2 separate regions of the Homo sapiens genome follow, and region 2 is linked to region 1. The links are chromatin contacts, found by Hi-C or POLR2A ChIA-PET in ENCODE. All regions are on one chromosome and are shown on one strand. Each heading gives the region's core, a stretch centred on a gene start or an enhancer-like site at or near the end of the contact. The rest is flanking DNA. Distances are from core to core; before and after follow the strand shown. Region 1 overlaps LINC01387 (long intergenic non-protein coding RNA 1387). Region 2 overlaps ARHGAP28 (Rho GTPase activating protein 28).

What was found. Hi-C counts contacts between places; a loop is a spot of excess contacts on that map. ChIA-PET counts read pairs that join two places held with the same protein, here RNA polymerase II (POLR2A).
Region 2: a map of MCF 10A shows a loop between it and region 1 (2.9-fold over the local background). The contact joins two enhancer-like sites. A Hi-C loop is called at or near these places in 2 of 168 maps with a recorded cell type or tissue (IMR-90 and MCF 10A). POLR2A ChIA-PET finds 5 or more read pairs at or near these places in 1 of 52 experiments (WTC11).

What each region holds. Positions count from the first base shown.
Region 1 is chr18:6,560,392-6,562,976 of GRCh38, forward strand. All of the region lies in intron 2 of LINC01387 (long intergenic non-protein coding RNA 1387), which reads left to right. The region is part of intron 2 of LOC105371972 (a long non-coding RNA gene); the gene reads left to right. Among named protein-coding and RNA genes, the nearest start is that of LINC01387, 50 kb to the left of the region's middle. Within about 2 kb of position 1,285, at least 3 of the 41 ENCODE cell types and tissues checked have a DNase peak (open chromatin) inside an H3K27ac peak, as active enhancers do.
Region 2 is chr18:6,740,184-6,742,768 of GRCh38, forward strand. All of the region lies in intron 1 of ARHGAP28 (Rho GTPase activating protein 28), which reads left to right. Among named protein-coding and RNA genes, the nearest start is that of ARHGAP28-AS1, 12 kb to the left of the region's middle. RefSeq lists enhancers at 268-768, 769-1,269. Within about 2 kb of position 1,273, at least 6 of the 41 ENCODE cell types and tissues checked have a DNase peak (open chromatin) inside an H3K27ac peak, as active enhancers do.

The sequences.
Region 1 (2,585 bases), core at 35-2,534:
AAATGTGGGTTGAGATGAAAAGATAATACTTACCCCTTTAACAAACCATGTAGTCTATTACAGTGGATGAAGAGGTTTAAAAAAGCAAAATCTCTATCATCTATTTATCTATTAACTCTTTTTTTTTTTTTTTTTTTTTTTGAGACAGAGTTTCACTCTTGTTGCCCAGGCTGGAATGCAGTGGTGCAATCTTGGCTCACTGCAACCTCTGCCTCCCAGGTTCAAGCAATTCTTCTGCCTCAGCCTCCCAAGTAGCTGGGATTACAGGCACTAGCCACCATGCCTGGCTATTTTTTTTTAGTAGAGACGGTGTTTCACCATGTTGACCAGGCTGGTCTCGAACTCCTGACCTCAGGTGATCCGCCCGCCTTGACCTTCCAAAGTGCTGGGATTACAGGCATAAGCCACCACGCCCAGCCTGCTTTAGATATTTTCTGATATACGTTTATGTCATTATAAAACTGAGAGACAGAGTATTTGTAGCAAAAATTTTAGAGACCAGACTTCACAGAAAAGGAATAACTAAATCCCTTCTGAAAGATATCTTACTACCTAACCACCTGTCAAAGCCTGTGAGATTTACTATATCCCTGCTACAACACAACATAGCTCTACAGACAACTTGAACTCGAGATTTCGTTTTGATACGTGATTTTGTCATGTTTGGAGAAAGTGATGATGTTGAAAGAAAAGTGTCTCCTCTTTAAAATACGTTCCTTAAGCGACTGCCTTGGAGCGGGAGATTAGGTCTCATTTCCATTCAATTCAAATTGGGCTTAAAATGTAATTCCAGGCCCTGGCAGCTACCACAGGATAATATGCTCCCTCAGTGAGAAAAAACTTGGCACTTAAAACTGATGAGTAGGCCGGGTGTGGTGACTTACGCTTGTAAATCCTAGCATTTTGGGAGACCGAAGCTGGAGGATTACCTGAGGCCAGGAGTTCAAGATGAGCCTGAGAAACATAGCCAGACTCTGTCTCTACAAAAAATTTTAAAATTAGCTGGGTGTGGTGGCACATGCCTGTAGTCCCAGCTACTCAGGAGGCTGAGGTGGGAGGACTGCTTGAGCCCAGGAGTTTGAGGCTGCAGTAAACCATGACTGTGCAACTGCATTCTAGCCTGGGCAACAGAGTGAGATCCTGTCAAAAAAAAAAAAAAAAACCAGAGATCTTTGTGTTTCTTCTTTGCAAGAGTAGGATTAGCTCAGGCCGCTGCGGTGGGGCTGAGCCCACAGATAAGGATTATGTCAGCTTGGCTTCTAAGTTTGAGGAGTTAAAAGGAGATTGAGCAAGAGATTTACGGCTGGCTGCCAGAGGAACACTTCAGGTCACAGAGGCTTATGGAACTACTCGAGTCACAGTATGTGAAACGCAAACAGCTGTCTGCCTTACTGAGGCCAAACCTGAGTGAAAACGCATGGTTGTGGAGTGCAGGGGCAGGAACTTAAACACACATGCAAGGTGAAGGAGGGCCTGCAGAGAGTCTTATGAGCGGTCAGCCACTTCTCTGTTAGCTAAAACCTTCAAACACCTTTTTTCCTATTTCTGATACTGCTTTGGGAAAATAACCAGGCAGTTGGTCTGTGTCCAGTCTACTGTAATAACAGGATTACCATTTACTCGGCACCTGATTACCACATGCCAGCCATTTCATGTGGCTTATCTCGGTGTATGATTACACTACCCATAGGCCATAGGTACTATTACTATTTCCATTTCACAGATGAGTAAGCTAAGGCTTACAGAGGTTAAGGAACTTGCCTCAAGTCACATTCTTAGGAGTAATAGAACCAGTACTGAAATTCGAGCAGCTGGCCTTAGCGCATGCGCTCACTAAACTCACTACGGTGTACAGCTCTCTCTCTCTGTGGCAGCTGATGAGGCGGGAGCTGCTGGTGGAAATTCTTCATGGGTCTCTTGTGTTTCTACATATCTCCACTTTGCTAAAAGAGGCACTAGCCATCTATGTTCTGGGCTATATCTTCAAGAATGCTTATATAGCAAATAGTCTTGGAAGACAGAGATGGCACTGTCTCTGAAGCAAAGGGCAGGCATGCTTAGTGCCTACTTTAAAAAGTCCGAGTTCCCTACCTTCAAGTTTCCTCTACCACATCATGACTGCTGTGTCTGCACGTGTCTTCTGGCCCTCTTTGCATTGTCCTGTGGGAACTGGGGAGTGGGGAACCAACAGAAGTGCAGAAGTCCCAGCTACTGTATAGCTGTGAAAAATAAACCATCCTTTTGTCTCTCTCCCAGTAGTCTCATGTCTTCTACCAGCCTCCCTGGGATGTGGCCTGCTAACTTAGTTTGCATTTGTTCTATTTCATGACAGTAGGAGGGGCTAGATTAGAAAAGGGGCTAAAATAGGCCAAGCACGGTTGCTTACACCTGTAATACCAGCACTTTGGGAGGCCGAGGTGGGCGGATCACTTGAGGTCAGGAGTTTGAGACCAGCCTGGCCAACGTGGTGAAACCCTGTCTCTACTGAAAAATGCAAATATTAGCCCGGCATGGTGGTGCGCACTTGGAATCCCAGCTATTTGGGAGGCTGAGGCAGGAGTATCACTTGAACCCAGAAGGCAGAG
Region 2 (2,585 bases), core at 23-2,522, 180 kb after region 1:
AAACCACACTTCATGAGAATTAATGAATTCTTCCTCTATTCTCTCCCAATTTTCAGTCAAGTTTTCACCTTGTTTTGAGTTGAAAGCAACCAGGGGACCAAGTCAGGTCCTAGACTATGACATTGTAGAGATCAGTTCTGTTCTAAATCGTGCTCAAAAATTTAGGCTGTGGAAACTCAGACTCCTGAGCCATCCCTAGTCTCCTGTAAGCCTGAGTACAGCCCTTGTCCCTCAGTGACCTTGGAGCCATGGATGATGCCAACCTCAGATGAGCCTCAGACATTTCCATTTAGAAAACGAATCCTAGGCCCATCTTAGTCTGGACCTGAATCCTCTGCAGAGGTCAGAATCATAATGGCCCTCAGGCTCTGGGCCCTTGTGTTAATTTTTCAAGCTATTCATTTTAATAAACTTTAGTTCTTAGGACACCAGAACTATAGAGATAGGACAATCATTTTCATTATATGATAAATGGTAGTCTGGACTTTTCTGCTAACTGCCATGTTTTAGGAGTGTCTTCTCATTATTTTTAACCAGCTAAGGAGCTCAGAGTATGTTGCTAATGAGAACAAAGTTTCATGAAGACCAGTCATGAGTAAGGATAGCCAGGAACAATGTCTGTGCTACAACTGGAAAGCAAAGTATGGAAAAGTGTCTTGCCTAGAGCCTTACAGGGAATTACCAACCTGTCGATCCTGGTTTGATCACCTGCTTCCCATTACCACAGCGTTCACTCAGGCCCACAATGTGGGCTACTGGGTTCGGGGAAGCAGGAAGGCCAACAGCAAGGAAAACATGGAAGAGGGGAGAACTGGCTCCCTGACTGGGTATGGAGCTAGAGAAAAGGTGGTGTCGATTATGAGAATGGCATTTCCTTAGCTTCCTTTCAAACACTATTACAACCACCCTTGCACATTATCTTAGTGAGTGTAAGTTGGAGTCTTGAAAACATATTTGCTGTGACTTTTCATTAGCATCTTAAAAAAAAATTACTGACCTCAACAGAGTAAGCAATTAATGAGGGAAAGAGCTGACTGTAAGTTTCCACAGATTCTGTTTTGAAAAACAGAGGATGCCTGGCCCTGTGATTTTTAACATACCACAACTTAACTCCTCTCCCTCCTCATTTATAAGGCTCTGTGATTACAAGGTCGACTTGGCAACTGTTTTCATAAAATCTGAATTGTGCTGAGTTGCAGAAAGCTGCAGGCTAGAGGACTCCCACCTCTTCCAGCTTCTGGAGGCATGGAATTGGAAAAAGCAGGCCAGGCTCTGCATGTCTAAAGCTGTGTCATCCTTCATGAGGCAATGATCCCACACCAGCTAAAATAACATGAGTCATTGCTTATAAGAAGCCCAAGTGAAGCTGATTTCGATTATACCAATCCTAAACAAACATGATACTCCTCTTATCCAGATGATAAAAAAAGTTCTCATTGTGGGAGTTAAGAAAAAAAATAGCACCAATTCTCTTTAGAGTTCAAGGAAGTGCTTTGCCATTTAGCGGACTTTTGAAGTTTATCTTAAACAGGAATTCATCATTTAGCCAAATCTTACTCTAGGTTATTCTTGCTTTTGTCTCTTTTACTCCCCTACCCCCAACCCTGCCCACATCCAGTTTGGCTCATTAGTATTTTACTCTGGTTTGAAAGCTATTGAATCAAAATCCATAAAATCAAAACTGTAATCTTGTAGCTCTTTGCTTTTATTCTTTTCCAGGATCCCCCAATCGCTTTATTCCTCTAGAGTATAAAAGATGGTTTTAAAGTAGACCACAAAGAGCTGGAGAAATGGTTTAGAAGGGTAATGAAGTAGCTTAAGTAAAGCTGATGAAGTCCTCAGCTGGAATTGTGGGAATATGGATGGAAGGGACCGAAGGATTCCATGGGGAAAACAAGCAAATAAGTTGGTATAATTTGGTGATTAAATGCATGCTGAGAACTAGGAACACATGACTTGGTTTTCTTTTTTTCTTTTTTCTTTTTCTTTTTTTTTTTTTTGACAGAGTTTTTTGCTTTTGTTGCCCAGGCTGGAGTTCAGTGGTGTGATCTTGGCTCACTGCAACCTCAACTTCCTGGGTTCAAGCAATTCTCCTACCTCAGCCTCCTGAATAACTGGGATTGCAGGCACCCACCACCATGCCCGGCTAACTTTTTTTGTATTTTTAGTAGAGATGGGGTTTCATCATGTTGGCCAGGCTGGCCTCGAACTGCTGACCTCAGGTGATCCACCCACCTCGGCTTTCCAGCATGCAGGGATTACAGCCGTGAGCCATCGTGCCCGGCCATGACTTGGTTTTCTGTCTGGGAGTGTTAGGTATTGAATTTGGGAATTGTGGTGGATGAGCAGATTGTGGATGGGGAGACAATGAGTTTGACATGTGAAATTTCAACCTTTAGGTTCTTGTGGGATAATTAAGTGTATATGCTCAGCAGACAGGTGGCTATACAAGTTGGAAGCCTAGGAGGGAGATCAAGGCTGAAAGTTCTAAGCTATTTATTCATGGGAGACTTCAGCATTTGGGGGATGGTTAAAACTGGGCTTGGATGAGATCTGGCAGGAGACAGTAAAGTCTCTATAGAGAC